Linked DNA regions of Homo sapiens: region 2 is linked to region 1. A link is an interaction called in ENCODE POLR2A ChIA-PET data of the cell type or tissue named here. Cell type or tissue: OCI-LY7. All regions are shown on one strand. Links, peaks and the distances in the headings refer to the core of each region. The heading gives the core; the rest is flanking DNA.

The links. Peaks named below come from ENCODE experiments on the same cell type or tissue, not always from the same donor. Only the 100,000 strongest peaks of a DNase experiment are listed, where the experiment ranks them.
Region 2: POLR2A ChIA-PET joins it to region 1 with 5 read pairs; 7 of 35 experiments call an interaction of 5 or more read pairs at or near these places.

What each region holds. Positions count from the first base shown.
Region 1 is chr12:32,543,318-32,547,713 of GRCh38, reverse strand. The region is part of intron 1 of FGD4 (FYVE, RhoGEF and PH domain containing 4); the gene reads right to left. Among named protein-coding and RNA genes, the nearest start is that of DNM1L, 130 kb to the left of the region's middle. In OCI-LY7, for the core only: no CTCF peak of the experiment used is centred there; DNase peaks (open chromatin) are centred at 2,003 and 2,633; H3K4me3 peaks cover 1,190 bases; H3K27ac peaks cover 2,997 bases.
Region 2 is chr12:32,403,069-32,407,464 of GRCh38, reverse strand. All of the region lies in intron 1 of FGD4 (FYVE, RhoGEF and PH domain containing 4), which reads right to left. Among named protein-coding and RNA genes, the nearest start is that of FGD4, 5.7 kb to the right of the region's middle. RefSeq lists an enhancer at 703-1,688. In OCI-LY7, for the core only: no CTCF peak of the experiment used is centred there; no DNase peak of the experiment used is centred there.

The DNA.
Region 1 (4,396 bases), core at 177-4,176:
GGGATTTCATAGTGCTTTAAAACTAATGCAAACTTGCTTTTAAATACTACTGCTATTCTTACTACTGTTAGTAATAATGGTAGAAATCATATCTAATAATATTGAGTGTTTATTGTGAGGCAAGCACACATTGTGCAAAGCACCTTATATGCATTATTTCATTTACTCCACTCAAGAATACTATGATGTAAAGTATAGCAGGCATTTTTATGTCCATTATACAGATGATTAAGAGGTGGTAAGTGGTTAGGCTGGGGTGTGTGTGTATGTGTGTGTATTTTTTGTTTTTACATGCAGACAGGCTGGAATATAGTGGCATGACCATATCTCACTGCAACCTCAAACTCCTGGGCTCAAGTGATCCTCTCACCTCAGCCTCCCAAGGAGGTGGGACTACAGGTGTATGCCACCACACTCAGCTATTTTTTTTTTCATTTTTGTAGAGACTGAGTCTCATCATCTTGCCCAGGCTGGTCTCAAACTCCTGAACTCTAGTGATCCTCCTGCCTTGGCCTCCCAAAGTGCTGGAATTACAGATCTGAGCCACCGTGCCCAGCCTTGCCTGATGTTGAATGTCATATCTACATGTGGTTTGTAAGCAATTTGTGGACACAGATTCTAGCTATTGATTCTTTGGCTTTCACTGAGCAGGTACACAAGTCACTGCAGCTATTTGCCCTAATTCTGTGCCTTTATTAGGCAAGATTATGCAGCTAGGAGCTTCAAAATACCCAGGGCATCAAACAAATCAATTTAAGAAATATAAGGTAAGAGGAACATGAGTCTTGATTTAGGATAACTCAATAGACATCAAGACAGAATTCCAGATTACCTTGCCTGTTTCCAGCTTTGAACCACTTCTCACCACCTCTTCAGCTCTGCACACTCCTGACCTTCTTCTTTTCCTCTTGTTCTGCTCCCCATTTCTGACCTACATTTGCTTCTCAAATCGAGGCTGATGAGGCCTCACCATTGTAGACTCTTCGACATTCTCTTTGGAAACCAGTGGGCACACTCTCATAGACTCACTTTATGCTAGTCAAGTCCTACTTCCCTCCATGCTCTATGGCTGCAGTTTCTGCTAGGCCTGACCCAAACCTCCTCAGGGAGAAGTCAGAAAAGTGCTCACAAGGCACTGTCACATAGACAGCACACCTCATTTCACCTTTGGCATCCCTAAAGAGTGAGACAGATACCTGCACATTATAGGTAAATAAAAGTAGGGTTGGTTAAAAGTGGCAAAGCCACGAGTCACAACAGGGCTTTTAATTCCAAGGTCACTGCTCTTTCCACCACAACTGAGGGCCCTGTTGTCAGGTCAATATGTGTTTTGCATTAGAAGTGGGTTCATGTCTGGGGTGGTGGCTCCTGCCTGTAATCCCAGCTACTTGGAAGGCTGAGGCGGGAGAATGGCTTCAGCCCAGGAGTTTGAGACCAGCCTAAGCAACATACTGAGACTCCATCTCTTTAAAATAATGAGAAGAAGAAAAGAAAAAGAGAAACAGGCTCATAATCTGGAGCTGTACTTCTAATATTTGGGTGGCTGTGGGAACCCATTAGCATTTGTTTAATTTTGCTAAAGAGTCTACTGGCCACACATAAGTACAACAAAGATCTTAGATCCAAATGAACTGAAATAAATATTGTTGTGAGAAACTAACAATATTCACAAAAATAAAGACAGTGTATCATAAAACAGATTTTAAGAAAAACTTTCAGATTTAAAATGAATTCTTAGAATCTGTTCCAGGAAATTAAAATAATTATGAATGCCCTAGAGCAAATTCAGATCTTTAATTCGCTTGAAGAATTCAGCAATTATACCCTGCTACAGACTTCAAGCATTTCCTCTCCAAAGCTGGAATATGTGCCAACTGTTTCCCCTACTGGAAGGGTTAGAAGCAACAGAAAAACGTTAAGAGCTGCATAGATATGAATTCAACAAGCACTCATCTAACACCTTGCAACAGAGGCCACTGTAACAGTACCAGGAAGTAAGGCACCACGTGGGACCAGTAACATCTTCAGCCTACTCTTAAGGAGCCAACTTTCCAATGGGAAGATTAAAACAATCCTCAATCAGGGATCTGCAGCCTACAGGTCACAGGCCAAATCCAGCTTCTGTCAATAAAGTTTTACTAGAATACACATTCATTCATTTACATAATGTGTATGATGCTTTTTACTATGTTAGTAGAGTTGAGTAGTTGCAACAGGGACCATATGGCCTGCAAAGCCTAAAATGTTTACAATCTGGCCCTTCACAGAAAAAGTTTACAGAACTTGACCTAAATAATCAAGGCAACAAACTATGAATTACCACTATAATTTTCCAGTTTTGGTTGTGTCCCCAGCTAGTGGTGTGACCTTGGGCAAGTAAAAACCTCTAGGTTTCTGTGAACTCATTAGCAGCACCATACACAGTTGATCTAGCACATCTTGGCTGATAACCCACTCTGGAATGTATTTAATAAATTCACAGTGTTATATGGTATAATCTTCAGTTTCTTACTGTTCTAAACCCTGCATGCCTACCATGCGATTGTGTCAGTTGCTTTCCTATTTTAAGCAAAAATTATCTTCCCCAACTATCTCTACTGCATGTAAACCAGTAGACCAGAACGGGTTAGCCACCTCTAAAAAATCATGCTTCTCAAGGTCAGTAGCTCTCAACCATGACTACATTAGAATCACCTGTGGAACTTTAAGAAAGAAAACTGCAATACCTGGGTTGCACCCCAAACCACTTAAGTCAATCTCTGGGATATGAGACCCAGGTATCAGTGTATGTTAAAGCTTCCCAGGCAATCCCACTGTGCAGTCATGGTTGAGAGTCACCATGCTTAGTGTTATTAACAGGCTTGGATCAAAATAGTATTTATAGTGGAAGCTATATGAAATGAATTCCATAATTTTCAGCTGGTAAGCTAAAGTTCACCAAAACACCATGAAGACTAATTTTAATAGTAATTTTTTTTTTTTGGAGACAGAGTATCCTTCTGTCACCAGGCTGGAGTGCAATGGTGCGATCTCAACTCACTGCAACCTCCACTTCCTGGCTCAAGCAGTCCTCTAGCCTCAGCCTCCTGAGTAGCTGGAACCACAGGTGTGAGCCACCACGCCCGGCTCATTTTTGTATTTTTTTGTAGAGACGGGATTTCACCATACTGACCAGGCTGGTCTCAAACGACTGAGTTCAAAGTGATCCACCTGCCTCAGCCTCCCAGAGTGCTGGGATTACAGGCATGAGCCACTGCACCCAGCCAAAAACAATTTTCTTTGTTTTGAGAGAGTCTTGCTTTGTCACCCAGGCTGGAGTGCAGTGGCACCATCTCGGCTCACTGCAACCTCTCCCTCCCAGGTTCAAGTGATTCTCCTGCCTCAGGCTCCCAAGTAGCTGGGATTACAGGTACCCACCACCACGCCCAGCTCATTTTTGCATTTTTTGTAGAGACATTTTTTGTTTCACCATGTTGGCCAGGCTGGTCTCGAAATCCTGACCTCAGGAGATCCACCCATCTCGGACTCCCAAAGTGCTGGGATTACAGACATAAGCCATGGCTGCTGGCTCTGGCCAAATTTTACTAGTAATTATTTAAGCTCATAGCACCATGTGACTCTTGTTTAAGTCACAGCAAATACTTCTGTGCAAAGTATGAAGTCCTCTTCACAGATAAGTAATAGTAAGATTATCTGATTTTAGAATCCATTTGTGACATAATAAAAATATATATACTTGATCTCTGGTTTCTGACAAAGGACAGCACTTAAATCTCTTGTAATTTCCGGCTGGGTGCGGTGGCTCACACCTGTAATCCCAGCACTTTGGGAGGCCGAGGCGGGCGGATCATGAGGTCAGGAGATCAAGACCATCCTGGCTAAGATGGTGAAACCCCGTCTCTACTAAAAATACAAAAAAATTAGCTGGGCGTGGTGGCGGGCATCTGTAGTCCCAGCTACTTGGGAGGCTGAGGCAGGAGAATGGCATGAACCCAGGAGGCGGAGCTTGCAGTGAGCTGAGATTGCACCACTGCACTCCAGCCTGGGCAACACAGTGAGACCCTGTCTCAAAAACAAAACTCTTGTAATTTCCTAAGTGGTGGGGATAATAGGAGCATCTTTTGTTCCTAACGGAGAGTTCTTAAATCTCTTGACACTTCCTGGGTGGTAGAAGCCTCTTTTGATGAAATGACTCTTGGCGTAACCCTAGGTAGCCTCAGGATGGAGGTGGCTGCCAGAAAGACCAAGTAATGATCAGAAGCATGGAACTTTCAGACCTATTCCTCCCAACTTCTGGAGAGGGAGAGTGCCTGGAGACTGAGTTAATAATTGATCACGTCTACATGATGAAACCTCTAAGTGACAAGGATCAGAGAGCTTCCAAGTTGGTGAATAC
Region 2 (4,396 bases), core at 252-4,251, 140 kb after region 1:
TCAGGATCGTCTGGGCACTTGTTAAAAATACAGCTTCTTGGCCAGGCGTAGTGGCTCACGCCTGTAATCCCAGCACTTTGGGAGGCTAAGGCAGGTGGATCACCTGAGGTCAGGAGTTCAAGACCAGCCCAGCCAACATGGTGAAACCCCGTCTCTACTAAAAGTACAAAAATTAGCTGGGCATAGTGGTAGGTGCCTGTAATCCCAGCTACTCGGAAGGCTGAGGCAGGAGAATCATTTGAACCCGGGAGGGGGAGGTTGCAGTGAGCCGAGATCGTGCCATTGCACTCCAGCCTGGGGAACAAGAGTGAGACTCTGTCTCAAAAAAAAAAAAAAAAAAAAATACAGCTTCTTGGCCGGGCGTGGTGGCTCATGCCTGTAATCCCAGCACTTTGGGAGGCGGAGGCGGGTGGATCACGAGGTCAGGAGTTCAAGACCAGCCTGGCCAAGATGGTGAAACCCCATCTCTACTAAAAATACAAAAATTAGCTGGGCATGGTGGCAGGTGCCTATAATACCAGCTACTTGGGAGGCTGAGGCAGAGAATTGCTTGAACCTGGGAGGCGGAGGTTGCAGTGAGCTGAGATCACACCACTGCACTCCAGCCTGGGTGACAGAGCAAGACTCTGTCTCAAAAAAACAAAAAGCAAACAAACAAAAAAAAACAGCTTCTCTAACCCTACCCCTCAGATTCTGAGTCACTATGTCAAGGGTGTGGCTAGAGATTTTTAATTAGCAATCCCAAGTAATTCTGAAACAGCTGGTAGAATGGCATTTGGAAGCCAAGCAGATCATCAGAATTATCTAATATACTTTTTAAAAATGCAGATCCATAAGCTCCTGTCCAAACCTACTGAATCTCTCACCACATTTCACATGCATAAATTTTTTCTTTTTTTTTAAATTTTTTTGAGATGGAGTCTAGCTCTGTCACCCAGGCTGGAGTGCAGTGACACAATCTCAGCTCACTGCAAACTCTGCTCCCTCGGTTCAAGCGATTTTCCTGCCTCAGCCTTCCAAGTAGCTGGGATTACAGGCGCCCACCACCACGCCTGGCTAATTTTTGTATTTTTAGTAGAGACAGGGTTTCACCATGTTGGCCAGGCTGGTCTCAAACTCCTGACCTCAAGTGATCCGCCTGCTTCTGCCTCCCAAAGTGCTGGAATTACACACATGAGCCACTGCGCCCAGCCCCACATCCATATATTTAAATGCATCATGTAGGCTGGGCACAGTGGCTCACGCCTGTAATCCCAACACTTTGGGAGGCTGAGGCGGGCGGATCACCTGAGGTCGGGAGTTCGAGACCAGCCTACCAACAAGGAGATAACCTGTCTTTACTAAAAATACAAAATTAGCCAGGCGTGGTGGCACATGCCAGTAATCCCAGCTACTCGGGAGGATAAGGCAGGAGAATCACTTGAACCCAGGAGGCGGAGGTTGCAGTGAGTCAAGATCGCGCCATTACACTCCAGCCTGGGCAACAAGAGCAAAACTCCATCTCAAAAAATAAAATAAAATAAAAAATAAATGCATCATGTTCTAATCCTTTTTCAATCAATTTTCCAGCAAATGCGTATTTGAAAAAAAAAAGAGATTTGAGTAAGAGCAATACAAGTAAGTACTATTGATTGAATTCTGGTTCTGAACCAGAACTATATGTATGTTATCTCCCTGTAAAAGGACTGACTCCAACAGCAGGTGACCTCAGGCAGACCCCCAATCAAGTTCCCGTTCCCTCAACAAATTCCAGTTCCTCTTCTCTGTTACCAGTTAAAACCATGAACCTAGATTTCCTTCAGCAGAGAAAAGGAATGCAAGCAAGCAGGTGACTGTGGAGTAAGAGTCTCTCAATGCTCTTAGGTCCACAAGTTTACATGGCTATTCATTAAAAGACCACTGACTAGGCTGGGCGCAGTGGCTCACGCCTGTAATCCCAGCACTTTGGGAGGCCGAGGCGGGTGGATCACCTGAGGTCGGGAGTTCGAGACCAGCCTGACCAACTTGGAGAAACCCCATCTCTACTAAAAATACAAAATTAGCCAGGCATGTTGACGCTTGCCTGTAATCCCAGCTACTCGGGAGGCTGAGGCAAGAGAATTGCTTGAACCCGGGAGGCGGAGGTTGTGGTGAGCCGAGTTCACTCCATTGCACTCCAGCCTGGACAAGAGTGAAACTCCTTCTAAAAAAAAAAAAAAAAAAACCACTGACTGCTCTTTAAACTGTTCTTGGAGCCAGGCACGGTGGCTCACGCCTGTAATCCCAGCACTTCGGGAGGCTGAGGCGGGTGGATCACAAGGTCAGGAGATCGAGACCATCCTGGCTAACACGGTGAAACCCCGTCTCTACTAAAAATACAAAAAATTAGCCGGGTGTGGTGGCAGGCGATTGTAGTCCCAGCTACTCTGGAGGCTGAGGCAGGAGAATGGCGTGAACCCGGGAGGTGGAGCTTGAAGTGAGCCGAGATTGCGCCACTGCTCTCCAGCCTGGGCAACAGAGCCAGACTCCGTCTCAAAAAATAAAAATAAAAAATAAAAATAAATAAGCTGTTCTTGGAAGGAAATTCTTATAAGAAACTTTTCCTGGTTCCAATTTCAGAGCCCATCTTTAAGGAGCTTCTAAGAAGCATTAATGATATTCATGCACATGCACACCATCCATCATTTTAGTGTAAATCTTTACTTGTTTAGAACATTGTATGATTCTAATAATACTAAAGATACTTTTATTTAAAAATATAATATAGATTTTTTAATGTTACAAATAACATTAGCTCTAACATATGAATGCAAATGACCTATGGTTATTGCTTTACGTTGGGCCACTCAAAGCCCTGGAAAACCTTAAGAACAGGTGTTAACAGGCATGCAAGCACTGAAGCCAGTGACATAAGTCTGAATCCTGCCTCTGAAATTTACTAGGTGCAGGGTACTGCAATAGGACTTTCTGAAACTTTTTTTCCTTCCCTAAAATTGTAATAATACCACCTATTTTTTCAGGGTTGTTATAAGAACTAGAGGTAACATACACATAGTCCTGGTTCAGTGCCAGAATTCAATCAATAGTACTTTTTTGTATTGCTTTCACCAAAATTTCTATCCCTCTTCCCCAGAGATGAAATTAGTACTCTAGAAGTTCTCAGGATACTGGGGTATATGTTGAAAATGTGAGCATTCCAGCCATGGTGAGTACCAGAAAAAAAAAAACTGTACTTACATAGAAAGTTTACCAAGTAAATAATGTGAAAAGTCCCTCACCACAAAGCACCGAGATGCTGAATAAATTACAACAGATATTCAAATACTCAGATACAACAAATGCATGGCTGAGCTCATAACAAAATAAAGGAGGTGCCCAAAGGCAAGCAAAAAAAAAAAAGAACCCAAAACTTAAACACAAGTAACTAACTTGTAAGACCATGCTGCCCAAGAGGCAAAGTCATTGCCAGGAACCCGAAAGCCTAGGGGACTAAGAGCCTTTCAGGGGACGGAAGTTTTGGCCTTGGGTTTTCACAATAGGAAAAAGCTGAACCTGAGGCCTGGAACTAAGGTTCCATAAAAGGGAGCATTGGGCCGGGCACGATGGCTCACACCTGTAATCCCAGCACTTTGGGAGGCCGAGGCGGGCGGATCACGAGGTCATGATATTGAGACCATCCTAGCCAACAAGGTGAAACCCCGTCTCTACTAAAAATACAAAAATTAGCTGGGCATGGTGGTGTGTGCCTGTAGTCCCAGCTACTAGGGAGGCTGAGGCAGGAGAATCACTTCAGCCCAGATGGCGGAGGTTGCAGTGAGCCAAGATTGCACCACTGCACTCCAGCCTGGCGACAGGGTAAGACTCAGTCTCAAAAAAAAAAAAAAGATGGAGTTTTGCTGCGTTGCTCAGGCTGGAGTGCAGTAGCTATTCACAGGTGCAAACACAGCATACTTCATCCTCAAACTCATGGCTTGTAGTGATTCTCCTGCCTCAGCCTCCCAAGTAGCTGAGACTATAGGAGTGCACCGATTATAAGGATTGTTATCTCTGTTGTCCAGATGAAGAAACGTAGAAATTAAGAGACAGTCCAATTCACACAGCTAGCTATGGAAGAGGGACTAGAACGTGAGTGCTATATAACCCCAAAGCCTATGTCTTAATTGCTTCACCTTTCTGTTTCACTTAAATGGGGAGCTTCACATTCAGGAATACACAAAGGATGCAGTTGGTACACTTTATTATTTTTGCCAAAAAGCACAGAACTCTAAAAACAGCAGGGTTTATAACCACAGAACATGACATAACAATGCTAAATGGAATTTTCTGCCAAGTTCTTGAGTTTTCAGTTTTTGTTCCTTCTTCTTTAAGAGGGAAAGTGACATTTCAATTGAGTAATGCCTACTTTGTAATGCGTTTA